2 separate regions of the Homo sapiens genome follow, and region 2 is linked to region 1. Evidence: chromatin loops called from intact Hi-C (ENCODE). Cell type or tissue: PC-3. All regions are shown on one strand. Each heading gives the region's core, and the rest is flanking DNA. Links, peaks and the distances in the headings are about the cores only. Region 1 overlaps TBL1X (transducin beta like 1 X-linked). Region 2 has its middle 11 kb from the start of ANOS1.

What was found. A loop is a pair of places that touch in the nucleus more often than their neighbours do. Peaks named below come from ENCODE experiments on the same cell type or tissue, not always from the same donor. Only the 100,000 strongest peaks of a DNase experiment are listed, where the experiment ranks them.
Region 2: a loop joins it to region 1, with 7 times the contacts of the local background. A loop is called at or near these places in 30 of 110 quality-filtered maps.

What each region holds. Positions count from the first base shown.
Region 1 is chrX:9,702,789-9,717,925 of GRCh38, forward strand. It overlaps TBL1X (transducin beta like 1 X-linked), which reads left to right. Exons shown (of 18, transcript NM_005647.4): 13 at 2,205-2,326; 14 at 6,460-6,534; 15 at 6,845-6,972; 16 at 8,823-8,988; 17 at 12,114-12,215; 18 at 13,432-15,137. The coding sequence ends at 13,458. Among named protein-coding and RNA genes, the nearest start is that of GPR143, 55 kb to the right of the region's middle. RefSeq lists enhancers at 4,971-5,628, 5,629-6,285. In PC-3, for the core only: a CTCF peak has its summit at 6,400 (motif pointing left); a DNase peak (open chromatin) is centred at 6,373; H3K27ac peaks cover 406 bases.
Region 2 is chrX:8,735,450-8,750,586 of GRCh38, forward strand. No RefSeq gene overlaps it. Among named protein-coding and RNA genes, the nearest start is that of ANOS1, 11 kb to the left of the region's middle. In PC-3, for the core only: a CTCF peak has its summit at 7,867 (motif pointing right); a DNase peak (open chromatin) is centred at 7,892.

The sequences.
Region 1 (15,137 bases), core at 3,787-8,786:
ACCATAGTATCTAGGAAAACCAATGAGAGTTCTTGGCTGGGCACACTTGTAGAGTTGCCCTAACCCTGCTGCCTCCTCTCCTGGGGGCATCATGGAGCCCACTCAGTAGCTAAAAGTAATTTCCATGGGCTTGCATGGGAAGCGCAGGGTTACGAGAGGTGGTCAGATGCGGACGACTAGCTCTCGAAGTCCCAAGCTCTCTGCCCCGTAAGGCATTACCCCCTTAAATTAGCATGAACCCTGGGAAGGGAGGCACTGTCCCTCCATTTCACATGTAATGGAGCACAGTACTTTTCACACCCCTAAATCATTCCTTTTGATAGTCAGGGTTCCGGACACGGGGCTGGTTGTGGAGGTCCTCTCCACACAAGAAGCCTCATGATGATCCTTAATAAGAGGGTGGGGTTGCTCAGAACCTTCAGGGGAAGGGAAGAGATCACCAGAGAAGGGAAGGGAAGAGATCACCAGAGAAGGGAAGGGAAGAGATCACCAGAGAAGGGAAGGGAAGAGATCACCAGAGAAGGGAAGGGAAGAGATCACCAGAGAAGCCGCCTCTTCCCCTGTGCCCTTCTGTCTCGGCATCGCATGGCCTTTTCTGCTGCTCATCAGTTCTCTGGCATGAGGTGGGAAGAAGCCCAGGGAACATGATCTGCTGGTGTGGCCCCCGCAGTGGAAAGAGACCGGAGACCTGAGCACAGCGCCCTTCCTGGCCCCTAGGAAGGCGGGTGACCCCTGCAGTCCGTGGACGCCTGAGAGGAGGTGGAACAGATGCTCGCTCCCAGCCGCAGACCCACTCTCTGCTAGAGGACAGGAGTGAGCAGTTGAAGCCATGCTTCCCCAGAAGCAGAAGAGGATGAGAGTGCACGGGGGCCCCCACCGTGGGAACTTCCACACCTCCAGCGCACTCCCTGTCCCGGGCACTGCTGATCTCCTGAGATGCCTCGGCTCTCTCCCCCTTGTCTGGGGCTGCTTGCAACATCCACATCTGTAGCTGAGACTCCAGGAAGCCGTCAACCTGCAGCTGCACATCAGTAAAGAGGCAGAACGAGGAATGAGGTCCATTTGCTAGGACTTCAGTGCCCTTGCTGTCACCTGTGCTTCCAGTGCCTCTCAGGGCATGGTCCAGCCCTGTGGAGGCAGACGCTCTGAGGACAGAACCAGGGCCTGGCTTTTAGCGAGTGCCTTGGCCATTTTGGTACATTGGGAAGTTGTTGGATTCCCAGCTGCCATCCTAGAAAATAAATCAGAAGGTAGAGAATGAGACCCATAGCTGTAACTAAACTACAAGGGGAGGTCAGCTCCCCGTTGTTCTGTCTTTGTGACCCTGAACCACCTGGACCTGAGAAAGGCCCAAAGTCAGGGAGGGTGTCGGTCACAGGCCCTGAAGTGTGCGTTCCGTTTCATCCCAAAGGGGTTTTTATTGACCCTAATTATCCCCTAGTCAAGGGGATGCCTTAATGTGTTACAGGAGAGTTTTTTTCATATTGAGGTATCTTGAACATAGGACATGAAATCTTTCCTCTCCTTTTTTCTCCTCTTTGTCCAAAATTAAATCAAATGAGCTCACTGCAGAGATGCCGCTGGAAGCAGCAAGGTACAGAGCAGGCAGGGCGGCCCTCTCACCTGCCCTTCTTAACTGTGCCATGGGAGCGGGAGATTCTGCAGGCTGTGGGGTGCAAGAAGTGTCACGGAGCCTCTCTCCCAGGACATCTTGTCATCCCTGCCAACGTGGCAGGAGAGGGTCTTTAAGGTCTTAGAAAGAGACTGTGTTCACGCTTGAGACGTTTTTATCATGTTACTAAATGGGGCTTCTTGGCTGGGTGCAATGGCTCACGCCTATAACCCTAACACTTTGGGAGGCCGAGGCGGGTAGATAGTTTGAAGTCAGGAGTTCAAGGCCATCCTGGGCAATATAGCAAGAACTCGTCTCTGCAAAAAAAAAAAAAAATTTAAATTAGCTAGGCGTGATGGCATGCGCTATTCAGAAGGCTGAGGTGGGTGGATCCCTTGAGCCCAGGAATTCTAGGCTGCGTTGAGCCATGATCGCACCACTACACTCCAGCCTGGGTGACAGAGCAGGCCCTGTCTCTAGAATAAATAAATAAGTAAACTAAAGAGGCTTCTTGATTGTGCTGTTCATTGTTGTAAATCCATGGAGCTGTGCAACAGTGAGTAACTCCAGATGTCCTCCCTCCCTACTGCAGCCCCTGCCCTTGATGTGGACTGGCAGAACAACACGACCTTTGCCTCCTGTAGCACAGACATGTGTATCCATGTGTGCAGGCTCGGCTGTGACCGCCCAGTCAAAACCTTCCAGGGACACACAGTAAGTGAGAGCTCTTGTCACTGGTCTCGAGTTTGTGAGAATGTGATGTGGGAGCCGATTCTTGTGTGCCTAGAATTAAAAGCTACTGCAGCAGCAGACCAGCTCTAATGTGCCCCTTGGCTATTTGAGCTGTCATGGTTACCCCATGGTAACCATGGTGGTTGGATTGACTCAGTTTGGGGTTGGCAGTGAGAACAGTTCACTCAGAAATGACCTAGATGGTGGATTTGGCAACAAAGCCTTTAAGGTAGCCATGAGAAACATGTAGAGGACATCAAGGAAAGGATGCTCACAATAAATGAATAGACGGGGCACATCTGCAGTGAATAGAAAAAAAAATCATTAAAAAACAAATGGAGACTAAGTGTGGTGGCTTATGCCTATAATCCCAGCACTTTGGGAGTCTGAGGCCAGAGGATTGCTTGAGGCCAGGAGTTTGAGGCCAGCCTGAGCAACATAGCAAGACTCTGTCTCTACAAAAAATTTTAAAAAGTAGCTGCGTATGGTGATGCACACCTGTAGTCACATCCCAGGAGCTGAAGGCTGCAGTGAGTTACAGTAGCACCACTGCACTCCAGCCTAGGCAACAGAGCAAGACCTTGTCTCTTTAAAAAAAAAAAAAAAAAAAAGAAAAGAAATTGAGAACTGAGAAATATAATGTCTGAAATGAAAGTCTTAATAGGTGGGTGTATTAGGCAGTTCTCAATTCTCTCATTGCTCTAAAGAAATACCTGAGACTGGGTAATTGATAAGACAGGAGGTTTAACTGGCTCACAGTTCCTTAGGCTATACAGGAAGCATGGCAGCATCTGCTTCTGGGGAGGCTTCAGGAGGCTTCCAACCATGGCAGGAGGTGAAGCAGGAGCAGGCACCTCACATGGCCAGAGCAGGGGCAAGAGGTGGGAGGAGTGGGGGGGGTGTCACATACTTTTAAAGGACAAAAACTCACGAAGACAGCAAGCCACGAGGGATCTGCCCCCATGATCCGGACACCTCCCACGAGGCCCCACCTCTGCATCAGGGATGACAGTTCCACCTGAGATTTGGGTGGGGACACCGATCCTAAACCACATCCGTGGATTTACCAGCAGATGGGAGATTGCGGAAGTAAGGTTAGAGAGCATAGAAATTGGCCAATTTGAAGAACAGATAAAAGATCGAAAAAATGCATAAAGGCTTAATGGCTTATGGAACAATATCAGAGACCCTAAACCTATATGCGTGATGGGGAGAGAAGAAAGAATGGAACAGAAAAATCATTTGAGGCAGTAACAGCCAAGTTTTCCTAAATTTGGTGGAAAACATCAACATTTAATCCAAGAAGCTCAGCAAATTTCAAGCAGAACAAATATAAACAGAACCACACAAACAGAACAGACCATATCCACCTAGGCATATGGCCATCAAACACCAGAATCAATGACAGAGAAAATCCTAAAGGCAAGCAGAGGCTGACAAATCCATTATATACCAGGGAACAACAATGGGAACAACAGCTGACTTAGCAAATTCCTTAGTTTGGCCTCTGAGGCGCTTCCCGGTCTTTCACCAAATCTCCCTCAGATTAGCCAATTTCTATGGTCTCTAACCTTCTGCAATCTCCAGTCTGCTGGTAAACCCATTTACTAGCCTCGACCTCCTGGGCTAGTGTCCAAAAATTCCCTGTGCCTCTGTCCTCCTAAAGACACGTGCAGCCAAGCACCTTGCCCCGCGCTGAGCCCTGCCTGGAATGCTCCCTGCCTTAGACCCCCACAGCAGCTCTCGGTCCAAAACAGAATCCTCCCCAGTCTCCAGGCCCATTCACGTATCCTCTGCACGCCCTGGGGAGGATTCACGGCACCCCCTGAGCTCCTACTGCCCACATGAATGCCACAGCCCTGGCAGTAGCTGCTGGCCTGCGTGTCTGCCTCTCCCAGAAAACGCAGAGTGCATCAATGCTGGGACCATGGCATCTTGCCTTTCTCTCACCAGCACCCAGGATATCTCTGTGGTGGGGCAGGGTGGGGGTCCCTTGTTAAAGCAGGAGAGGATGGTCACAGTCCCTGGAGATTTGCCATTGTGCCACTAACTTAACTGATGTAAATTCCCTTGTCCTGATTCCCCTAATGCCCACCTCTCCCCACCCCTGGCCCAGGGGTCCCTGTCCCAAAGGAAGGCGCTTTTAGAGCACAGGCACCTATCGTCCTGTTAACATCTGTTTGGCTCCAAACTGACTCTCTTCTCCCGGTCTAAACTTATTTCTCCTCTAACCCTGGACTATCCACAAGTTTTTAATAGAGCTGTACACACTATCTGCAGTTCCCAGGTGTCCTGCCCAGGACCTTGCCACCAGCACAGGCCTTGGCCCTTTAAGTGGGTCTTAATGTGGCTGATGGCCCTGAACAAAGCTCCAGCTCAGTGGGGTTGAGTGGAGACCCATGAGCCGGCTCTGGAGGCGGCCCAGGAACCGGGGCTTGCATTGCAGAGCTAGGGATCCGCTCCCAGGAAGTTATTTGTTCCTTTGCATGGGCTTGGCTAGGGACAGCCAGTGGTGACCAGCTCTACATTCCTGGGCCCATGAGTTTTCCTCTGAACAGCTGCAGTCAGAGCCACCCTTGCTGGCCTTGCATACACATTCACACTCATAGACACCCATGCGTGTGCACACTCACAACCCTCAGCCCCCTCTCCAGTCGGCCCCCTCCACCCTCCCGGGCTCTCGCAGCAGCCTGCCCCTGGGCCGCGAAACTTCTTCCTCCTCCCTTTCCTGGGCCACGTGTGCCTCATGGAACACAGATGTGGCCTTGTCACTGTCCAGTTCACACCCTTCAAAACTCCATGTTCTTAGAAAGCAACCTGACCATACAGTTAATCCAAACCGGAGCCCTTAGGAGTATGAAATTTAGAAAATTCATTATGAGTGTGTCATTAGTTAATTGTTAGGCCGGGACAGCAGGTGTCACATGGTGGGACTGGACTGGACATATGGGGCCCTATAGTCACCCCTGAGGGAGCCCCAAGCTGGTACGCCATGTCCCCTCATTTCTCCTGGGTAGGCTGTTCCCCAGCTGAACCTTTGCCACAGGTGGTTCTTTTACACATGCCTGTCCCGGTAGTGTCCCCGTCTCCCTTGGCCCCTGGGTACATTCATTCACCTTTATCCTCCAGGGTTTAGCCTCGTGGTCCCCAGGTGTCCTGAGCCTGTGCTTTTCGCTACCTGGCTGTGCCGATCACGAGCCCCCAGCCAGGATTTTGCCTGTGTCATGTGTGTTTGTGCCACTCAGCATTTGCCTCTCACTTGTGTTGCACATGTGTGCCTGCCTGTGTGTGCATTTGGGTCGCCCATCTTCCACCTGGATCAGCCCTTACCCCGCTTGAACTCCGTAATAGGTGAGGGTTCACTTCTCATGTTTACCCCTCCCTCCGCCTCCACTCACCTGCAGGAGAGAAATACCTTCTAATGGGTGTGGACACTGGAGGAACTGTTACATTAAAAGTGCATAAGAGGCCTGGCATGGTGGCTCACGCCTGTAATCCCAGCACTTTGGGAGGTCGAGGTGGGAGGATCACTTGAGCCCAAGAGTTCAAGACCAGCTTGGGCAAAAATCCCAAAAAAAAAAAAAAAAAAAAAGGGCATGGTGGTGCCTGCCTGTAGTCCCAGCTACTTGGGAGGGTGAGGCAAGAGGATTGCTTGAGTTTAAGAGGTACATGCTGCAAGGACCTGTGATCCTGCCACTGCACTCCAGCCCGGGAGACAGAGTGAGACCCTGTCTGAAAAAGAAAAGTGCATAGGAAAGTGATTTTCAAAGGCCAATTTAAAAAGTAACTGGTTTTACTGGTTTTATTTGCTGCGTTTTATGGTATGTGATTTCTTCACTTGCCTTCCTTCCTAGCAGGGAAGGTTTTTTTCTTAATGAAGTATGGATGAGAGTGGCTGGTGTTGTGTGGTATAGGGCTGTGGTTTTATATAAATGAAAAAGGCAAAGTGAGAAAAAGAGGAAACTAGATGGCTGGTTGGGCTGTGCCCTTTGATGTCAGGCTGAAGCCGAAGACCTTCTGCAGCGCCGGTGGCGCGCTGCTGCCCCCTGCTGGAAGGTGACCTCATCTACTCACAGGCCCTGATGTCTTTTTCACACTCTTCTGCTCTCTTTCAGAACGAGGTCAACGCCATCAAATGGGATCCGTCTGGAATGTTGCTGGCATCCTGCTCGGATGACATGACATTGAAGGTAGAGTCGGCATGGCAAGGGGTGGGCTGTTTAATCCTAGACAACCCCGGGCACTTGATGCCAGTCTCACGGTCACTCTTACATGAGGATTATTTATTACTGACCACCCTCCCTTCCTCTGTCATCCGGTGAGCTACGATTTCTCAGTCATAGTCCCACTGAGAATCGCAGCCTCCCTGCAGCCTTTCTCACCACTGTGCACCCTCCACCCTGCCCTGGGCCCCGTGTGCACCCCCGGGAGGAATGATTCCACATCGTTCCCGGATGCAGGAATGGCTTTTGCTCATGTTGTGTCTGGTGTGTTCTGTAGATCTGGAGCATGAAACAGGAGGTGTGCATCCATGATCTTCAGGCTCACAATAAAGAGATCTACACCATCAAGTGGAGCCCCACTGGGCCCGCCACCAGCAACCCAAACTCCAACATCATGTTGGCAAGGTAAGGGCAGGCAACACAGCTGGCACAGCTCGGTGTTACACAAAGACAACAGGAAATTCTGCTAAAGCGCGTCCATGCACGTGTGTTGAAGCCCTTCAGAGGAAGCAAAGCGGTAGCTCACTTTGAAGGGGCCAGGATAGAATTACCGAGTAACACCTGCCTTTGAGGTAAGGATGGTTTTGAGTCAGGCACAGTGGCTTACGCCTATAATCTCAGCACCCTGGGAGGCCAAGGCAGGACGATGGCTTGAGCCCAAGAGTTCAACATCAGCCTGGGCAACATGGTGAAACCCCATCTCTACAAAAACTTAGCCAGGCGTGGTGACGTGTGCCTGTAGTCCCAGCTACTCAGGAGGCTGAGGCAGGAGGATGGCTTGAGCCCAGGAGATTGAGGCTGCAGTGCGCGGTGATCACACCACTGCACTCCAGCCTGGGTGACAGAGCAAGACCATGTCTCAAAAAAAAAAAAAAAAAAAACAGAAGAAGAAAAAAAACCACCCAACATGACTGCAGAGCCACAGTTGAGGGACAGCAAGCCAGGCAGCACCAACTCCTGTTGACGGTGCTCGAATTAAGGTCATCTCTTAGAGAGGACAGGATGGAATTCCTGCATCCACTGAGAGACGGAACCAAAAAAACAAAGAACACATAGGCCGTAATTCTCATATTTCAAGTAATTGTCATAAAATCCACTTAAAGTACTGTGATATAGTGTGATATAGTACTACACACTCGAGTTGTTTTGTGATGACTCAGAAGGTGCTTTTGCGTCGCGTGGTACTATTAGGAGCATAAATTATCCTTTTAGTCAGCAAGTATAAAAGGGGCATCCCGGTACCTAATGGGTCCCTGTTGAAAGAAAGCAAGCCAGACAATAGCTTTGTGATAGATATTACTGTTCTAAGTTTGAAAATAACTAAAATTTGCAGCTTTCAATAATGTGATTACGTATGTGGATGTGATTGTATTTTAATTCTTGTTTGATTAAAATTTATTTTCTATTTAGAGACAGGGTCTCCCTATGTTACCCAGGCTGGTCTTGAACTCCTGGCTTCAAGTGATCCTCCCACCTTGGCCTCCCAAAGTACTAGGATTACAGGCATGATCTACTGTACCTGGCCTAAAAAGTTTTTTAAATGTTTATTCACTTAATTTGCTATTTTTCCAAATATGGCTGTCTGTATTAATTTAGTTGGTAATAATAGATGTCATGTTTTAAATTGTAGGGGCATTTTAGGAAACTTGATAAATATTCTACAAAAATATTTACCATTTACGTCTATAGGAAACATAGAAACAGGGCTGGGCGCAGTGGCTTACACCTGTAATCCCAACAGTTTGGTAGGGTGAGGCAGGAGGATCTCTTGAGCCCAGAGGTTCAAGACCAGCCTGGGCAACACAGTGAAACCCCGTCTCTACAAAAAATAAAAAAATAAAAATTAGCCGGGTGTGGACCTATGGTTGCAGCTTCTCTGCTGAGGCTGAGGCGGGAGGATCACTTGAGCCCAGGAGTTCGAGGCTGCAGTGAGTCATGATCACGCCACTGCACTCCAGCCTGGGCAACACAGTAAGACCCCATCTCAAAAAAAAAAAAAAAGGTGCAGAAACAAATGTAGATATCAAATTGTTTCCCTAATAAGACCATTAAAGCTTTTTTTCTGTTTAATGACTATGGCTTTGTTTTTAATACTTGTAAGTAGTTACAGTTTAGAAGACAAAAAGCTTTTTAGTTATTATCTTTTGAAACGTAAAAGCTGGGAAAAACAACTCCTGGAGATCTGATACACATTATGGAGAACTGTTTGAAACCACCGTGTGTATGTGATTTTGCTTTCTCTCCCACCTTGCTAGTGCTTCGTTTGATTCTACGGTGCGACTGTGGGACATAGAACGAGGCGTCTGCACCCACACGCTCACGAAGCATCAGGAGCCTGTCTATAGCGTAGCTTTCAGCCCTGATGGGAAGTACTTGGCCAGTGGATCCTTCGACAAGTGCGTCCATATCTGGAATACTCAGGTAAGCTCCCGACCCCTACACCAAATCCTTTTAGTAAGGGATGCCCAAATAGCCACGACTCCAGTGCCCTTGGCTCAGAGCAGTGCCCCGGAGGGAGTTGAGCAAGCTCAGGCTCCCCGGGCAGACCCAGTGGATGCTGTCCACGTGCACCCCACGTGGGCTGTCAGCTCTTCCCCCACCAGACACCTCCGGCAGCTCCCCTCCCTGAGGAAGGGCGTCGTGTCCACCGTAATCATGGCTCTTGGCCATTTGATTCCAAACCCTCACCTTGGCACACGTTCTTCCTTGAAGGAGCCGCTGTCTTCTGTTCACTTTTCTGAGTCCATGGCACGAAACCTTCCACCTGCCTCTTCCTCTTCTTAGCAGTTATCACCGAAGTGCTGCTCTCTAGATACTGAGGTTAGAAGGTGGGAGTGGGGGACCAGCTAACGGGGTCAAGGCCACACCAGCTCCTGCAGCTCCCTTACGGAGCAGACCAGGGAGTGGGAAGGAATGTGCTCTTGCTGTTGTCATGCCACTTCAATTTTTCTTTTCTGTTTTGTTTTGTTGTTGTTGTTTTTTGTTTTTGTTTTTGTTTTTGAGACGGAGTCTCACTCTGTCACCCAGGCTGGAGTGCAGTGGCGCGATCTTGGCTCACTGCAACCTCTGCCTCCCAGATTCAAGCAAGTCTCCTGCCTCAGCCTCCTGAATAGCTGGAATTACAGGCACCCGCCATCATGCCCAGCTTATTTTTGTATTTTTAGTAGAGACAGGGTTTCACATGTTGGCCAGGATGGTCTTGAACTCCTGACCTCAGGTGATCCGCCCACTTTTGCCTCCCAAAGTGCTGGGATTACAGGTGTGAGCCACCGTGCCTAGCCTCAATTTTTCAAATCAAAGTAGGTTCTGTTTGAGGACATAAGGTATGTCAATATTGGGTTGTCCTTTTAGCAGGGATTGAAAGGACATAGGATTTAAATAAAGGTGGCTGCTGTGGGTATCTTGGGCCACACCTGAGGATAGAAGAATTCCAGCTGTAAAGTGTAGAAATGGATGGGAAGTAGCACTGCATAGCATAAAGGATTGTATAGGGCCATCAGCACGTGATTCTAGTCTAAGGGAAGAGAGAGGTGATAATATGCTAGGAGCTGTTGAAAATAAGGAAGGGGTCCCTTTCGCCTCAGGAGGGGAGGAATCACACAGCCTTCCCCCTGCCCCCTTTCATCTGCACTGCCTTCTTGGTTCCTTTTGGCTTGGTTGACATTCAGGTGGATTTATACCCTCAAGTTCATTCCCCCTGTGGACTCAATGGTGATGAGCCCTGTTCACTGGCAAGGGGTCCACTGAGATCACAGGCTTCCCAGGGACCTCATGTGAACCACATCCTCTCAGGGAAGGAAGGGAAATGGTGGACCCTGCGTAGAGCCAACCCGACGCCAAGCCCAGCCCCACAGCCCTAGATAGCTCTCCGGGAAGCACGCATCTCAGCACTAGTGTCCAAGAGTCTCCGTTCCTGAAATCCTCGCTAGAAATAGTAATGGGTGGATTTGTAAAAAGAACACATCAATTATCAAAACAATGACATGATCAGTTAGGTACAGCCTGTTGTCAGGAACTCACTGAACTGTTTCAACCCTTTTTTATAAATCAAAGAAATCCTTAGGACTTTTCTTTTTTTTTTTTTTTTTTGGATCGGAGTTTCACTCTCGTCACCCAGGCTGGAGTACAGTGATGCCATCTCGGCCCACTGCGACCTCTGCCTCCCGGGTTTGAGCGATTCTCCTGCCTCAGCCTCCCGAGTAGCTGGGATTACAGGTGCGCACCACCACAGCCGGCTAACTTTTGTATTTTTAGTACAAACGGGGTCTCACCATGTTGGCCAGGCTGGTGTTGAACTCCTGACCCCAGGCAATCTACCCACCTCGGCCTCCCAAAGTGCTGGGATTACAGGCATGAGCCACCGCGCCCGGCCAAGAAATCCTTAGGAATTTTCTTAAGAGAAATCTTAAAGCCCACTTTAATCTTTCTCCAAGTATAAAAATACTTATCTGTAATACTGCCGACACACACCTTTCTCAGTTCATGGAACACCACCCTTTAAGGGGCCCAATTGAGCAGAGGATTTGGGACAGCCCTCCTGGTCTCGGTGTTCAGATTTCTCCTGCCTGTCACCATAGTGAATCATGAGTGAAGGCTTATTCGACTCTTTCTCTCTTTTTTATTTTTTAAAATTAATTTTTGTAGAGACGAAGTCTCACTGTGTTGCCCAGGCTAGTCTTGAACTCTTGGGCTCAATCCGTCCTCCCGCCTCGGCCTCCCAAAGTGCTGGGATTACAGGGTGAGCCACCTCGCCTGGCCTTATTCAACTCTTTCAAAGGCCTCAACTTCCCCTACCTCTTAGATTTGTCAAGTTAATGCTGTTTTAAACCGGAAACCAATGGTCTGTGGTGTTTTCCATTACATGTATATTATGCATTTCTTCTTTCAAATGTCCAAAAATACGTACATTTTAATGTCATGGCATATTATTACATTTAATCATGAATTACAGTCAATTTAATTGCTACTGGGGTGGGTGTATTCATTATGTTGTATTCATTCAGGTCCTCCAAAGAACAGACACCAGAACAGGATTAGATGGGCGAGAGATTTATTGGGGGAAAGAGCTGTGATGGAAACAGGGAGGAAGGTAGGGGGAAGGGAGAATTCAGACCATAAGGCCAGTCTGACCCTGGGAAGGAGACGGGAAGGGTAGGAAGAGTCAGGGATGGCCCTTACAGGTCTGTAGAAAGTTTTGGTCGTGCTGATGGAGAGTCCATGAGCCACTTACCCACCAGATGAGTCTGAGTCTCAGCAGGTGACTGCCATGGTCTCCCGCCTCCATCAGTCCTCAGCTGGGTGCAGCCTCAGAATCCACGCAAATGTGGCAGATTCCGCAGGCATAAGTAATCAGGTTCACTCCTCGTGGTGGGAAGTCCTAGAGGCACATCTCCATGGCCCCCAGAGTCCTTACTGAAAACCCTTAAATTTCACCATGCTTGAAAATGTTCATGACGAAACGTCAGGGCCGGAGGAGCGCACATTCCACACCTGCATCTGTCGCAGGCGCCCCTTGCGTTGTAAGTGACAGCTGCTTTGCTTTGCAGAGTGGAAATCTTGTCCACAGCTACCGAGGCACTGGCGGCATCTTCGAGGTGTGCTGGAACGCCCGAGGAGACAAAGTGGGTGCCAGCGCGTCCGACGGCTCTGTAAGCAACACCTCTGGTTTGCTGGGGAGTGGGGTGTTGGGGGCAGCTGATGCCTAAGTGAGCTTCCAGGGCGTGTGCAGCATTCGTGTCCTGAAGGGCCTAGCCCAGTGCCAAAGGAAGCTTCTGGGCTGGATCCCATCGGAGTTGGTACCACATCTGGGAATGGCCTTCTCCTTGTCCCTTCCAGAGTGTCCTTCTAGTCAACATTTTCTCAGTCAAATTGGTGGTTCTCAACCAGGGTGATTCTGCACCTCTAAGGACATTAGACAATATCTGGAGCCATTTTAGGTTGTCACTACAGTCATGTGTCGCTTAATGACGGGAACGTTTTGGGAAATGTGTCATTAGGCACTTTTATCTTTGTCTGAACATCATAGAGTGACTGACACAAACCTAGATGATAATACCTGTCCCACACCGAGGCTGTGTGGTACAGCCTATTGCTCCCAGGCTACAAACCTGGACAGCGGGTGACCATACTGATTCCTGTAGGCAACCAGAACACAATGGTAAGCATTTGTGCGTCCGGATCTATCTAAACATAGAAAAGGTTCAGCAGATATATGGTTATAATCTTACAGGACCACTGCGGTCTGTGCGGTGCGTTGTTGCTGGAAACGTCATTATGTGACGCGTGACTGTGCTTAGATGAGGATGCTGCTAAACCTCCTACTGTGCACAGGGTGGCCACAATTGTCACCCATGCTGTGGCTGAGAAGCCCGGGCCTCTGGTGGCCATCCTGCAGGTCTCCTGGGCCCTCTTCTCTTCCCATGGGGCATCTGGATTTCTTATTTTCCCCTGGACTTGAGGTTGCCCTGACCTCTGGGGCAAGCGGCCGTTCTGGCTGAACGGCCAAGGGTCAGAGTAGTCCCCAAATGTTGTCAGAGGCTGTGTACTTGGGCTCGTATTGTCATCTGCCCCACGATTGCAGGTGTCCCTTCTGGGACCTCTGCCACTCTGTTAATTCCTATCATTACCCTTAACCTGGCCTTTCTGCTCTGTGCTGTTTGCTTCAGTTTGCTCGGTCCGATGTCCAGATGCCAGTCTGTTATGAGAGCTTCTCTGACCCTTCATGACGATGTTCCAATAAACTTTACTGACAAACATCGGTGGAGGGCTAGATTGGGCGTGGGGGCCGTAGCTTGCCGACTTCTCACTCTAAAGGCATCTTTGTATTGTCTCTCAAGATGACAGGTGCTTTATCTTTCCTTCCAGGTGTGTGTTTTGGATCTGCGGAAGTAACCACAAAATATTATCGAAAAAAGAAAAGAATTCTAATGACCAGCCGTGAATGTGTAGGGTTGCAGCTCTATTCTCCAAAACTGTAGGAACTTGACTTGCGTTAGAGTGTACTCTGAAACCAACTCGTCTCTGGCCGCAGGAGTCTATATGTTTTCGTAATCTTCATCAAGAAGTTTTTAAAAGGCAAGCAAAAACAGAAGCAAATCATATCAAACGGGGATAGAATGGTTTCCACTGAGGACATTCAGCCTGGGAAGGAGGAAGTCACCAGCTCGAGGCGTGTGGATTGGTTTCCACCCGGAACAGGCTCTGTGATGGCTGAATGGAAAGAAACGTAAAAAGCTGTGCCAAAAAAAAAGCAAAATGCTGTGATAAACCAAACAGGGAAGGGGGAAAAACCCTCCTCCTTGGGATTTTTTTTTTTTGTTTTCCCTAACAATTTGGACACTACAATTGCTCTCACAAAGGAGGTTCAAAGACCAGTTTGTACCGATGAAACGCGCAACTTTGTAATCCCAACACTTTCTATTTTCTAGAATCTTCTTTGTTCATTGGGTGGTTTTTCAGTCGGCTGGAATTCTATCTTCTGGGGGCCTTCCGTCTGAGATGGAAGCTGTCTTGGGCTTGTTGTCTCTTCCTTCTGTTGCTCCCTGCCCCTCCCCCTGCCTTTCCACTCTGTCTGGTGAGCTCTGCTTTTTCAGTGCACCATCAAGAGATGCAGCCCCGTGGACATGAAGACACAATCTCCCACGGACAGCTTTCCCCCTTCCGCCCTCTCCCACCCTCTCCTCCCCTTGCGCTCGCGCTCGCGCTCGCTTTCTCACTGGCGTGCTCTCTTTCTCTCTCTCTCTCCCTCTGTACCTTTCTCATAGTTGCTTCAGATCTTAGGTCTCAAGGGCACTTTGGCGCGTAGTAAGTGCTTTATGTAAGAAGGCAGGGCAGGGGGGCTTTTTACAGGAGAAAAAAAAATGACTTATAAGAGAAAGAGCCTGGAGTATTTTTGGAAAAAAAAATAATATTTTTATGTTAAAACAATTTTAAAATCTTAAAATGGCCATCAGACATAGAGAGCTTTGTGTGATTCATGTTTTAAAAAGAACCGAAGAAGCCACAGGCAGGGCCTGAGGGAGCCCCTGGCTTTCCCCTCAGCCTCAGGAAAGGTGGTCAGGAAAACTCTGGCTGGACAAGGGTCAGTCTTCGGGGTCAGCAGCGAGATTGCTCTGCAGCCAGTGAGGGAGGTCCCCGCCATGCCGGCTGGAAGAAGAACCTCGCATCTTTTGGTGTGTATGCACCTTGGCAGCCAGCAGGAAAGCAGCGAAGAGCCGCGCGCCCTCTGGCCTCAAGGGAGCATTGGCAGAACCATAAGGTACTGCAGAAGCCGTCGAAACCGACTGCTCGGCTGGATTAGGCGTGTTGGCTACATCTTTCCCACAACCGTATAACGACCGATGGTCATTTCTCCAAGAGCAGGCTTGGCGAGTCCTTGCAGAGCTGACATAGAGGCGCCCGCATGTCACTTAGTCTAACGCTGACAGAAATGAATGCAGAAGGAAGATTTTCAGTCCTGAACGTGAATTATAGAGGTAGAACGTCGCTAATAATTTCTGCCATCTTTATAATTTCTTTGTCTCACAGAAGACTAGGAGAAAGATCTTTTTTAAATAATCTTTTTGCTGTTT
Region 2 (15,137 bases), core at 5,495-10,494, 970 kb before region 1:
GAATTTAACTTCACATTGACTTTGGTTTGACTTAAATAGACAAACACACATTTAACAAAGAGAGTAGAAAAGCACCTTAATTATCTCTTATTTATATCTACATGAACAAAGATAGACCAAAATGTGTGGTTGTCTTGGTCAGGTTCTGGAGAAATCACACAAAATAAAGCCCTCTTTCACAGTTTCCAAAAATTATTATTTTCCTTGTATTTTAATTATTGGTTTTTCTTTTCTTTCTTTTTTTTTTTCCTGTTTTTCTGCAGAGAATGAGAAACACCTGAAATCTTTACTAAACATAGACTCCAGGGCCCTAAATTGAGAGATTCTGAGTCAGTATATCCGGGGTGGAGGGTTGAAATGTCAGCTTTTAAATAATACCCCAAGTGATTCTATACAAATTCAACCAGGGACTACACTTTGAGGGATAATTGATTTTAAAAGTACATCTGAAGCCCGACTCGGTGGCTCATGCCTATGATCCCAGCACTTTGGGAGGCCAAGGCAGGAGGATCACTTGAGCTCAGGAGTTTGAGACCAGCCCGGGCAACACGGTGAAACCCCATCTCTACAAAAAGTACAAAAATTAGCCAGGAATGGTGGTAGGTGGTAAACATCTGTGGTCCCAGCTACTCAGGAAACCTAGGTGGGAGGACTGCTTGAGCCCAGGAGGTCGAGGCTGCAGTGCACCCAGATCATGCCGTTGAGTTCCAGCCTCAGTGACAGGGCCAGACCCTGTCTCAAAACAAAAAACAAAACAAACAAATAAAAAAAAGTACATAACCATTAAAAATGGTACAAAAAATTTTATTTAAATAGCATCTATGATTTACTGTTGTTTAAAGTATCTTTTTTTAGATGTGTGTTTATATGGATTGGACATACTAGTCTATTTCTTAACAATCAAATGGACATATTTTTCCAGTACATTTAGCTAAGACTCTCTTAGACTCATTGTTTTTTTCAGAAAGCAACTTGCCTTTTTAAAGGGCTTTCAGCTACACTGGATAAGGATAAAGTTTGAAGGTAGCAAATATAATCTTTATCTGACATGCCTCTCTTGGAAAAGCAAAATGAGAACTCACTCAAAACTTGGAGAACAAATACTTAAATATGACAGCATTTAGGAGTCATGAACAAAACGACATCGTCCCTGGTTTTGGTTCTCAGGGGAAAGTAAAGTGAGGGGAAGAAAGTCACAGATGAGGTCTAGTTTCCTTTCTAGTTGCCTCCATTTGATGATGCAAGAGTGTGCATCTTCCCTTAGAAACTGCAGTTCACTTCAGGAAAAGCAACAGTGGCAAGATGAAGGAGTGTGCCCTGCAAGCTCACTGGCCATGACCCATACTTCCACCCTCTCAGGCAATGTTCTCAGGCTTTGCTAGCTCAGTTCCGCTAAAGCTCTTCTTTAACCGCTTTCCTTCTCCTCCAGACTTAATTTCTCTTCTGCACAGCACAGGATACAATTAATAACTGAATGGATAAATGTCAGATTTTCATCTTTCGCAATATGGTTTCAGGCAGGAATGAGGTGTACCTTTATGGTACTGTACCCATCTGTTCCCGATGGCCAATTTAATGATTTTACAAATAACAATGATTGCTTTTGGCATAGGGTCTTTGAATATACACTCTAGTTTACACAAAAGACCACCGCATCCATTTACAGTCTTCTGCTTTCTTTTATCACCTTGCAAGGCTAGATACCCTATTTGGGGATAACTTTAGCATATAACACATTTTTCACCTTCAACGAGATTATAAAAATTTAGTTGCAGTCCATACAGTTTAAAGCGATCACTTTTATTAGTCATCTTGATGTTTCCTAAGATTTTACAAAGTTTCAGAATTGTGTTTCCTATTACTTTTGTGCACTAAAGACTATTTTAATGACATTTAAACTTCCTTTGCAAAATATACGAAAAATTGTCAAATACTATGATTTCTAACTACCACCACTTCTCAATAATTTGTCTCTTTGCCCTTTCATATTGTCATGTCATCATCAATCAGTGTTAAATTTGTTTGCTGCCTGTTTACACTTGTGCTGAGAGTCTGGACTAAGAAATTGCTAAGGTATTTTTCCTGGCTGCAATCGTTACTAAAGTTAAAATAATTAGTAAAAAATAGGCCGGGTGCGGTGGCTCATGCCTGTAATCCCAGCACTTCGGGAGGCCGAGGCGGGCGGATCACGAGGTCAGGAGATCGAGACGATCCTGGGCAACGTGGTGAAACCCCGTCTCTACTAAAAAAAAAAGAAAAATTAGCCAGCCTCGGGAGGCTGAGGCAGGGGAATCACTTGAACCTGGGAGGCGAAGACTGCAGTGAGCCGAGATCGCGCCACTGCACTCCAGCCTGGTGACAGATCGAGACTCCGTCTCAAAATAAAATAAAATAAAAATAAATAAATAAAGTATGTCAGAGGACGTATTTTCATGTGTCAAGAGCAATTGTCTGGCGATGGGAATGGTGATGTGCAATGGTGATGTTCGGCTGTGGGTGCACTTTCCCTCCCGGAGCCCCACCATGAATCGGTCTCTCTAGCACATGTGATGGCCTCTGTTGATTCTGGTGTCTTACACAGCAGAACAGATGCTGCACCCAGCAAGGAGGGTGGGTTTTTGAAACCCAGTGGTTTCACAGGCTGCTTGACGCCCGTAAAATGAACGCTTGCCCCAGTGACAAGGCAGTTAGCTAATTTTACCCTACTTCTAACATTACCAACACTATTATAAGCAACCATAAATACTTAGGGCTCTCATGTCAAATTCTCCGTACAAGCCGTAGATATTGAAAAACATACAAATAGTTAGAAATACTTAAAGTCAAATGTGGGAGGCTATTAAAAATATAAACAATAACTATTGTATTTCAAAAATGTATGACAAAAATGTTACTGGCTTGCCCCTAAAATATTTGGAGAAGCATAAACAAATTAATAGAAGCATGAATTTAGTGAAGTCTTAAATGATATAACTTTAATTAAAAATGACATTTCTCACTTTCGAGTGGCCTATTTTTCATGTGAAGAGCATAATGTTCTTTTCAGTAAAATTTGTACTTAAAATTTTGTAAAATGAGACTTTTTTGAAGCAGTTTTTTTAAACAAAGCTCAAATAAATGATCATGTTTATTCTGAATTTCATGTTTAAACATGAAAATAAATCTACAAGTGCTCTTCAGAATTACTGAAACTCTATTCTGTTGAAAGTATTAAGTGGGTTTTTGTTCTCTGATGTTTTCAAGCCTTTTGAAATTGACATTGAGCCACATAAATACCAAGCGATTTGGAGAGAAGCCGCTGGAAATTACAAAAGCAGCTTTTTAACAGGAGACAGCGCCACACGCTGGCCATTTAAATAAAACGGGAAGGAAAGCACAGAACCGTCTCTGTGAGATAACCTAATTTTAGGACAAAGCTGTCCACTCTACAGCATATATCTGACTGGGGTAATCATGCCACATTTTCACTTAGCACTAACTTAATTACTTCCAGTGTGGATTTCAATATTGCAAGGCGTTCCTGCATCTCTACAGTCACACTGACCTAAATTAGGGAGATTAGTATAGCAGTTTCAAACAATTTTTTCCTAACTTTTAAACACTTTCCAAATATTCCCTACAAAATTAACTGACAAAGGTGGACTGTGAATTACATCTATGGAAGCATCTGTTTGGAACCACTTTTTTTGCAGCTCCTACATGGCTTGCTTTTTAAGATTTTGTAAAATGTGAGAACATATGAATAAAATTTGACGCCAGGGAAAAGAAGGGCAAAAAAAGTTGACAGGCTTTATCTGCTGCCTTAGAGAACATGAAGAAGACCCAGAAACTACCTTTCAACACTCGCCAGCCGCTCTGCACAAGATGAGACAACAGCCAAGAGATGAACATAAACATGTTTGGAAACCTGGGGGAAGCCCTGCATTGCTCCAAGACCAAGCGGGCAGGGCCTCTGAATGTAACTAAGGCATGAACTAACTGTTTCCTCTTCTGTATCCACTGGAGCTAATAAAAAGCATCCCCTAGGACCACAAATAAAACAAAACAAAGAGACATATTTTATTTCCAGGATTTTCTGTAGTGGCTAGCATGAACCAACTGGAGAATATTCCGCTCTGAGATTGAATTTTGGGTGTTTCAGAGTCAGAGAGCAAAGCTGACTCCCTTCTGGTCTCTTCTCCTCATTGTTTCTGGGACTCTGAATGCCCAGCCCTCCTCAGGCACTATGTAGCACATCAAAGGTCGACTTTGAGTTCCATGGAGTGCCAAGGCCAGGAGTTCACTTCGCCTTTTGTTTTCTTAGCAATCTGTGTTTCACTGGGACACAGATGGACAACAGTTGAATATCAAACATGGTAAATGGAGCCTGGGCAACATAACAAGACCTTGTCTCTGCCAAATAAATAAATAAATAAATAAAATAAAATAATCAGGGCAAGTGGCACACACCCCTAGTCCCAGAGAGGCTGAAGTAAGATCGCCTGAGCCTGGGAGGTTGAGGCTGCAGTGAGCTGTGATTGCACCACTGCACTCCATGCTGGGTAACAAAGTGAGACCCTGTTTTCTAAAATAATAAGAAAACAGAAAAGAAAAAAAGATGGTGAATGGGATTCACTTGATGTTTAAATGGCGATTCCTAATGGGAATGTTTCTTCCTGGTCTTTCTGGACATTGCCTGAGATAGCTAAGGTAGTTAGCAACATGGTAACAACTTCTGTGCTCAAAAAGAAACTGAAGGGGAGGTGTCCATATGTATTCAACACTTTTCTTTTTCCTCTCCTGCAAATAATTAGTAGCTACCATTCTGAATTGATGAGAGTTCAGGTGGTATTTATCCCTGAGGAATTTATTTCCAGCATCTCAATGTTCATAATGCTTTTCATATATGGAGGAGGACGGTGCTAGGAAAAGCATTCAGTTGAGAGCATTCATACAGGCAGAAATGCTCCTGAATTACTGATACAGAGGAAGCCAGTGAAGACCAGTGGCGTGATTGGAGAAATGGTCAGCTCATTTATATTAGTAGGATGTCGCCCAGTGAATTACTGCTTCCTGGCATTATGCACAAAGAAAGAAATGAAAAGAGATCTAAACCCTTTTCTGTTTTCAGAAGATTAGGTGCACATGTTCATTGTTTATTTAAAATCAAAAGACTTTTTATCATTGTCTGCAAAAACTTTAAAGTTATGACTATCATAACTGCCTACTCAGACATTAAGGGATTATAAGACATCATAGATAGATAGATAGATAGATAGATAGATAGATAGATAGATAGATAGATAATTTAGATAGATACAATTTTGTATGTATATATACACAAAATTTCCATAAGTACAAGGACTATTTGTAGACTCTATTTTTCTTTGTCAGTTTGTACATTTTAATTCTAATTATATAATTTAAATTTTACAAGCCTTATTATTTTTGTTTTATACACTCAATATTCATTATGATTTAATATTTATTTATCCTTTACATTGCTTCTTCTTTCTTATATTTCCATGTTTCCATCTGGGATCATTCCTTCTGCTGGAAGAAGTTAAATATATGCAACTGTATATATATATTAGTATGGTTCTATTGGAAACAGATTTTCTCAGATTTCCTTTTTTTTTTTTTTTTTTTTGAGATGGAGTTTCGCTCTTTTTGCCCAGGCTGGAGTGCAATGGTGCGATCTCGGCTCACCGCAACCTCCGCCTCCTGGGTTCAAGTGATTCTTCTGCCTCAGCCTCCCAAGTAGCTGGGATTACAGGCATGCGCCACCACGTCCGGCTAATTTTGTGTTTTTTAGTAGAGAAAGGGTTTCTCCATGTTGGCCAGGCTGGTCTTGAACTCCCGACTTCAGGTGATTTGCCCGCCTCGGCCTCCCAAAGTGCTGGGATTACAGGCGTGAGCCACCATGCCCGGCCTCAGATTTCTTTTTGAGGGGATGCATTGCCATGTCTTTGTTTCATTTTTATTTTTGGAGAATACTCTTTCTACAACAGAATTCTAGATTAGCAGTTATATCCTGTCCTCATTATCGTTGTTCATTTTTTCAAAGTAGAACACGGGTCTTTTCTGTCATTTTGGACCAGAAGATTTCCCACTCAGTGGTCTTCAAGCCACTCAGCAGACAAGGGAATTACTTCTTGCTGAGGATACAAAAATCTCCCCATCTGCTTTGCTCTTACCTTGTTGAGCTTATGGAACTGACTTATTCCCAAGACCCCTTCCTTTGAAACTCCTGTTCCTAAACAGCACATATCCCTAGATTTCCCATGTCTCTTCCTCAGTTTTTTTCCCTGGAGCCTCTTTTTACATCCTTCTGGATTCGTCACTGTTCTTGAAATAATCTGTTCCATGTGATAGAATCGAAGGGCAAGTTGGACAAGGAGGCTTTGCATGGGAAAGAAGTCCATGTGGCAGGAATTGAGGACACTGTTGCTCTACCTTACAGAGCCCAGTCAGTACTGGGGCTCTGTCTTCTCTCTATGCTGTGAAAACCAGAATCTCGTTTGCCAGTCCTGACTTGGTGTCCACTTGGGTGAGGGGCTCTGGCCCAGGTGTGGGTCATTTATTTTTGACCGGGGCCCACCACAGACCCTGAGTTTCCTTCCCAGAGATGAAGACTCTGCTTTGGGTCAAGCAGCTATGCAAAGAGGCGGTGTCTACGAGTGGCTCCTTGGGGGCCTTTCCCTAGTTGCTCTGCAGAGCTGTAAGATTTGCATGTGTCTCTCTCAACCACCTCTGCCCTGAGCTTTCACTACGCTACGTAAGACCAACTCCCTGTTGGGCGTTTCCAAGGGCGAGACACACGCACAATCCTGCCTCAGGAACCCAGCCCCCATTGCCCAGTGCAGGAAGCGTGCCTGGCCTATTGCAAAAGTACCCAAGACGGTCAATTAAATAAAAGCTGCTGAAAGCATAGAGCCTGCAAAAGACTGCCTGGGTATGAACCCCAGTCGACCCTGTGGAAGCTTTTAGAAGTGTGGACTTGGGGATATTATATATGTTCTCTGTAGCTCAGTGTTCTCAAATGGAAAATGGGAAAAACATACCAACTTTGTGGTGTCATAAGTATTCACTGAGTTAATATCGGTGAACACCACCGGAAGTGTTAGCTCTTATCACGTCTTTCTAAAATTAGGATATGCTATTATTGTTGCCCTCTTTAAAAATCATGGCTGGATCCCCCCTGCTGATGTGACAGTTGTTTATCATGCAGTAAGAGTTGCTTTATAATGTCTTCCCTCCTCAAAGTTCATCTTTCCCCAGACCCATCAGTGTCAGCCACGCTACGGAAGAACTAAACAGCTGGCGCCTTCACGCTGTCACTCCATGCCCATGCCAGTGGTGGATGTTGCTCTCTCCCCTGAAATGGTCGTCTCTCCTCTTGGCCTGCCAACCCTGGTGCACTGAGAAATGTATTATTGTCCCCACCTTAGGTAACTGTATTGTCCTATGGGCAGCCTTTTCTAACATTCTCAGATGACACCTCCTGAGTATTTTCTTCATGCTGTTCATTTTTATTATGTTCGCCACGCCTTATCAAGTCTTTGTTTACATGTCCATGTCCATCTCCACTTCTTATGGCTGATGGCTATTTCTGATAGGCGCTCAACAAATTATTTGCCTGGAACTGGAAATACTCGACACTCCTCAATTTGCGGCCTCTTTTTTTCTTACAACTTCTTAATTGTTGTATTCAATATGTAATTTTTACTCTAGGTGTTCAGAAGTATGATATAAGAATTTACGAATAGCATAAACGTTATCTGAAATTATGGAGGCCTAAACCCAAAATTCATCAGACCACATTCTCTCTGCTTCCCAGAATGTATTAGTAGTTTGGCTGATTTAATGCTGGCTGTCCTGGTTACACTTGCCAGCAGGGGGCACCAAAGGGCTACCCTGGGAGAAAGCCCCAGAACTTGCTTCCAAAGTCAGAGTTGACACTGGAGCCTGAAGTTCCCTCATAGACAAGACACCTTCGAAGACAAAGCTTAAGATGGCAATAATGAATTATCCTCCAGCAAAGCCTGAAGAGGACCAGCGAAGCAAGGAAGGAAATCCTCAAACCATTACCTGAGAGACAAATCAGGTGTCAGATCAAAGATGAATTTAGTATTAGAGAGATACTTCTTAAGTAAAGCACAAAATGCATTAACTAAAAAAAGATAGAGAGGCCGGGCGCAGTGGCTCACATCTGTAATCTCAGCACTTTGGGAGGCCGAGGCGGGAGGATTGCCTGAGGTCAGGAGTTCGAGACCAGTCTGGCGAACATGGTGAAACCCCGTCTCTACTAAAAATACAAAAAAAAAAAAAAAAAAAAAAAAAAAAAAAAAATTAGCCGGGCATGGTGGCGTGTGCCTGTAATCCCAGCTATCCAGGAAGCTGAGGCAGGGGAATTGCTTGAACCAGGGAGGTGGAGGTTGTAGTGAGCCGAGATCATGCCACTGCACTCCAGCCTGGTGACAGAGCAAGACTCCATCAAAAAAACAAAACAAAACAAAACAAACAAACAAACAAAAAACAGAGAGAGAGAAAATTTCAATCCACTTGGTCATGTTAAAATTAAGGCATATTGTTTACCAAAGACATCTTAAAGAAAGAAAAGAGACTAATTACAATGTGGTAGAAAATGCCTTCACAATACACACCAGACAAAGTGTTGGAATAAAGAATATGGAATTAATTCCTACACATGAAAAGAAAAGAGCACAAACAGAACAAAAAAAAAAAAGAGAAAATCTTATAAACAGGCATGGACAGAGGAAGAAACGTGTTTCTAAAAGACATGTTTAGCATCATTGGTGATTGGAAAAAATATAAAATAAGCCCACACTCTCTGTTATTTTTTACTTTGGCAACAATTTAATAAAAGTCTGACCATGCTAATTCAGCTGCAATTTAGAAGTCTGACCATGCTAACTTCTTTGAAAGTGTATGGCTCTACAGCATCTTTTATTTTTAAGATATTAGAGATGGGGTATTACTATTGCCCGTGCTGGTCTCAAACTCCTGGATTCAAGCGATCTTCCTGTCTCAGCCTTCTGAGTAGCTGGGACTACAGGCATGAACCGCTGCACCTGGCTTCAAAGCATCTTTGATACTTTGCTGGTGCGAGTATCGATTAATGCAATGACTCTGGAAAAGAGTCGGACATCACCACCAAAAAACCAACCACCCGCATAGATGACGATCCCTCATTTTCACTCCTGGTGCAACCCAACTGAAGCTACCGCATATATATTATCAAAGTCTTGACCAAGCAACTTTACAGCAGCACAGCTCACGTTATCAAAATCCTGAAACCAATAAAGTGTCCATCGATAGGACAACAGCTGCATAAACTCTTGCACATTCACATACTGAAATATTGTACAGCTGTTAAAATTAACTACAGAAATGCATATGTTAAACAAAAACCTTAACAGTATGTGAAAAAAATGCCAACAGACTACACATGGTAAGATATACTATCTCTTTATAAAGTTAAAGGTAACTAGAATAAAAAAAATACTTATTAGTAGCAAATATATGCAATAGGGCAGGCGCCATGGCTCATGCCTGTAATCCCAGCACTTTGGGAGGCCAAGGTGGGTGGATCACTTGAGGTCAGGAGTTCGAGACCAGCCTGGCCAACATGGCAAAACCCTGTCTACAAAAATAGAAAAATTAGCCGGGCATGGTGGCATGCACTGTAGTACCAACTACTCAGGAGGCTGAGGCAGGAGAATAGCTTAAACCCAGGAGGCAAAGGTTGCAGTGAGCAGAGATCGTGCCACTGCACCCCAGGCTGGGTGACAGAGGGAGACTCTGTCTCAAAAAAAAAAAAAAAACACAAGTATATGCAATAAATTTATATAAAAGGGGAAGAAGCGATCATCGTAGACATAGATTATAAGATAATAGTGGGTAAAACAGGAGGATTTGTTGATTGTATAAGGCCTAGCTTTTGTTAGTGGCAGTGGGATTTTCTGGTGTCCATTACGCTATTAACAATACCTAATTAAATAGTTAGCTAAATAAGTAAAATGGGCTATACCTGGAACAATGTTGCAAATGTCACGGACCAGGAGTTACAATTTATCTAACTCAGTGTACCTGAAAATTAAAAATATAATGAAGTCAAAATAACAGTGCCAGACACTGCATGGTCACTTAAGCAGCAACACAGGGTCCTAAGCTTCTGTTGCAATATTAAATGCATCATTTGTTAAAAGAATGGGTCAGAAAGCAATGGTTTGTTTGTTTGTTTGTTTTGTATTCTTTCTGGATGGAAAGTCAGAGAAGAATAAGGCTTAGTAATTGAGTGTTTTTCTTAGGAATAATAAGGAACCAAAAGATAGTGTTCAGATGACTGAAAAGTGTTAGCCTTGGGGATAAAATAGCCCTAGACTTTTGTAGAGCTGTCTCAAGTACCTAGTGAAACAATATGTCACTGTCAGAAAAAATGAGAAGGTAAAGAGTCCAAGACAGGGAACTGACACATGAGGAGAAGATGAGAACTCCGTGGTTTAAACAACCCATGCTTGCAATGACACTGGTCTTCTTTTTTTATTATTATTTTTATTTTTCCATAAGTTATTGGGGTACAGGTTGTATTTGGTTACATGAGTAAGTTCTTCAGTGGTGATTAGTGGGATTTTGGTGCACCCATCACCTGAGCAGTGTACACTGCACCATATTTGTAGTTTTTTTGTCTCTCGTCCCCCTCCCGCTCTTCTCCCCAAGTCTCCAATCTTTGGCATGGGTGCGATGAACAGGGAACACTTCTACACTGCTGGTGGGAATGTAAACTAATACAGTCGCTATGGAAAACAGTGTGGAGATTCCTTAAAAAACTAAAAGTAGAACTACCATTTGATCCAGCAATCCTGCTACTGGATATCTACCCAGAGGAAAAGAAGTCATTATTCGAAAAAGATGTTTGCACACACATGTTTATAGCAGCACCATTCACAATTGCAAAATTGTGGAACCAACCCAAATCAATCAACAAGTAGATAAAGAAACTGTGATATATATATGATGGAATACTATGCAGCCATAAAAAGCAATGAATTAACAGCATTTGCAGTGCCCTGGATGAGATTGGAGACTATTATTCTAAGTGAAGTAACTCAGGAATGGAAAACCAAACATTGTGTGTTCTCACTGATATGTGGGAGCTAAGCTATGAGGACGCAAAGGCATAAGAATGAGGCTGGCCTTCTGTGGAGCTCACTGTGCCTGTCTGCAGGGAGGGAATGCCTTTCTTTATAGTTTTTCACTCTCCTGGGAGACACGGATTTCAGGATCAGCATTATATGCATAATGTTCAAAATAAAATGGGCCAAATGAGATCACATAGGAGTAAGTGTGGGTATAAAACAGCTATAAGGAGATTTCAGAGGATTTTAAAAGGCACCACAAGCTAGAAAAATAGTTACTACAATAATATGTCTTTCCTTATATCTACAGGTTGGTGAGCTCTGGAATGTGCAGACGGGTAATTTGGGCAAATTTTAAGTAATGCAATATTGGGAAGTAATATGTGGGAAATCTCTCTGTGTCAGTCATTTGAGGTTTTCTGCTACTTTTATTGAATTGTATTCTTTTATCTCTGTTAAGACTCATTTACTTTCCAATTACTTGGGTGAGTTTCAGGAGAGACTCCTGTTAAATGTGCTTTTTAAATGCTATTGGGAGACTATTCAGTAATATGATAAGTCAACTTCTGTTTATTTCTAACTTCGTAACTAATTCCGGGAAAGTTCTGAGCACATGGTGGGGAGAGACGGAGAGAGACGGAGAGAGACAGAGAGAGAGAGAAAGAGAGAAAGAGACGGGGGTGGAGAGAGAGAGAGAGATAATACTTGCACCACTGTAATTAAAGTGAAGGGAAGTGAATAAGAATCCAAGTAAAAAAGCAGACTGTTTAAGTTCAAACCACAGCTAATTATTCTTCTTTTTTTTTTATTATACTTTAAGTTTTAGGGTACATGTGCACATTGTGCAGGTTAGTTACATATGTATACATGTGCCATGCTGGTGAGCTGCACCCACTAACTCGTCATCTAGCATTAGGTATATCTCCCAATGCTATCCCTCCCCCCTCCCCCCACCGCTAATTATTCTAAAAGCGATTTTAAAATTCTCAATCCACAGGCATTTTTATGTGCTGAGTTTTATTGTTGTTGTTGTTGTTGTTCTTTGTTTGTTTGTTTTTTGAGATGCAGTCTCGCTCTGTCATCCAGGCTGGAGCGCAGTGGCGTGATCTCAGCTCACTGCAGCCTCCGCCTCCTGGGTTCAAGCGATTCTCCTGCCTCAGCCTCCTGAGCAGCTGAGATTACAGGCAGGTGCTACCACATCTGGCTGATTTTTGTATTTTTTGGTAGAGATGGGATTTTTCCATGTTGGCTAGGCTGGTCTTGAACTCCCAGCCTCAAGTGATTCGCCTGCCTCAGCCTCCTAAAGTGCTGAGATTACAAGCACCTTGCTCGGCAAGTGCTGGTTTCTAATTACAGATAAATTATAATGGCTTTGATTTAGACTTGCAATCTCACACACTAACAGCATGAAATACTACATAAGGTGAACTATTATTATTATTATTATTATTAGCTTGCCTCTCTGATGAGTCACTGAAATATTCACTATAAAGAAATGGACTTAGAACTTGAAGGTTGCCACAAAGTTGTCAAAACAAAGAAGGAAATACTTTTATTATATTCCAAAACTTTCTTTTCTGTTTTTTAATGTGGATTTTTCTTTAAGTGAAAGAAAATCTTCTTTTATAAAATATAAACAAGTACATAGGAACTTATGGAGTAATGACAGCTGTTAAATTCTGGTTTAAGTTGGAGAATTGTGTCATTTTATTTGTGGATACTTTTAGTGTGGATAAGATAAATCAACTGTGGGTGGTTTTGAGTTCCTGCATTATTTTATTTATTTATTTATTTTGAGACGAAGTCTTGCTCTGTTGCCCAGGCTGGAGTGCAGTGGTGCGATCTCGGCTCACTGCAAGCTCCGTCTCCCGGGTTCACGCCATTCTCCTGCCTCAGCCTCCCGAGTAGCTGGGACTATAGGTGCCCGCCACACTAATTAGCCCGCCGGGCTAATTTTTTGTATTTTTAGTAGAGACGGGGTTTCACTGTGTTAGCCAGGATGGTCTCGATCTCCTGACCTCGTGATCTGCCCACCTCGGCCTCCCAAAGTGCTAGGATTTCAGGCGCGAGCCACCGCGCCCGGCCTACATTATATCATTTAAATGGGTGCTGCTCAATGCTAAAAACTATTAGGAATTTTAAAATGCAGAGGCCTAGGCCCTACTGCGAGACATCCACATTTAATTGGTCTGGGGTGGCTTTGGTGTCAGTATTGTTTAAAGCACCTTGGTGATTTGAATGCCTCCAGGTTAGAGAATCAACAAGAAGAATACTTTTCCCTAAATTCAAATAGTAGATTTCAGAAAAGTCCTGGTAATTGGATTAAAATAATGGGAAACTCATGGTTTCTCAACATCAACCCCATTGACGTTTTAGACAGGATCCCTCTTCGTCTTGGAGACTGTCTTCTGTGTGGGATTTTTAGCAACAACCCTGGCCTTTCACCACTAGATGGTAGTAGAACCTCTTACCACTTACAACACCAACTGTGTCTCCGACATTGCCAAAGGGACCCCGGTGGGGCAAAATCGCCCCGCTCCCCAATTGAGAAGCACTGACATAACCAATCCCATGTTTTTCAAATCATCCATTAGTTCTAGGAAAACCAACCAAATAAATAAACACATCCTTCAACTAAAACAGCATTATATAACAACACACACACAGAGACACACACACAGACACGAACACGTAACACACACGTATGCACACAGATACACACACACAACACAGGACACAATATTTTAAAAAAGATGTTAAACAACCCACAGCACAGAATGTTTCATTCAAAACATTTTGGGTGATGTTTCGAAGGAAAAATTAACCAATGTGGATGTTTTCCATTTCTTCTACTGTTCCACTACTCCATGCCCCACCCAAACCCTGCCTTCTTGCAGTTCCTATTCAAATAGTCTCAATGGAACTTCTTATAGAGATGAAAACCTTTCTATCTTCCTTTCTCTAACTAGAGAAAGGCTGGAAATAGCACCTGCAAGAGCTCCCTCCCAATAAACTGCAATTTACTGACAGTTTATCGTCTATCAGGTATCAAAGGTGTCCACAGGAAGAACAATGAGAAGCATTTATTTTGCTTCATTTGTTTGCTCTTATTCTCCTTTTTCTCTTGATGGTGGAAGAAAAGTAAGCTTAAATAGCTTTGTTTCTAATTTGATCTCCCCTCTCCCAGTAATTTTGTGTTTCACCTCTCTGGCAGCAAGTTCAACATTATTTATTCACTCAGTAACTCTCTGAGCCTCCTTCTATGTTTCAAGTCCTGGTCTAGACAGGGTGATATAATAGCAGGCTACATAAAGTCTCCACCCTCTTGAAGGTTACTTATTAACAGCCAGAGTTATCTCCATCACTCCACACTTTATTTCTGACTATGCAGTTTGCATTTTCTATTGCATGAGCTCTTGTTTTTAACAAACTTATGAATGTTTGTGACTAAAAATGTTAAGATTGCTTTTCAATGTTGAACTTGCAGTCCTCTTCTTGCTCTGCTGGGATCATATGTAACCAGCATGCCATTTTGAGTGATTTGACAAACATTCCTGGCACTGTGTTGAATAAGTTCTAAAATAATGAATGTTGAACAAGGAGAGGGCACCTCCAGTAGCCCCCAAATGGGACCTCAGGTCCGAGGTCATCATTGGTCCCATCAGCAGTGGGTAATCTGAGGGATGCAGCTTTATTCCAGGTTGCCTCATCAGAATAGAGCCCTTGAATGGGGCTATCTGCAGTGGCATGTCACATGGCTCAGTCAGCTGCTGTGATGTATGAATTTTCCAACTAAGAAGCCCCTGCGAGTCCATAAAATAAAACAAGTTTCATCAACAGAGTCTTGTGCAGAGCTGTGAAAACAGCCTTGAGTTCTCCCCACTCCAGGTTTTGCGTGGACATTGCTGAAGCTGAACATCCATGGCAACACAGTGGATACCATTGGGTTTCATCTTAGGCAAACCATCGGTGAACTAGGCCCTGGCACTTAGGGGA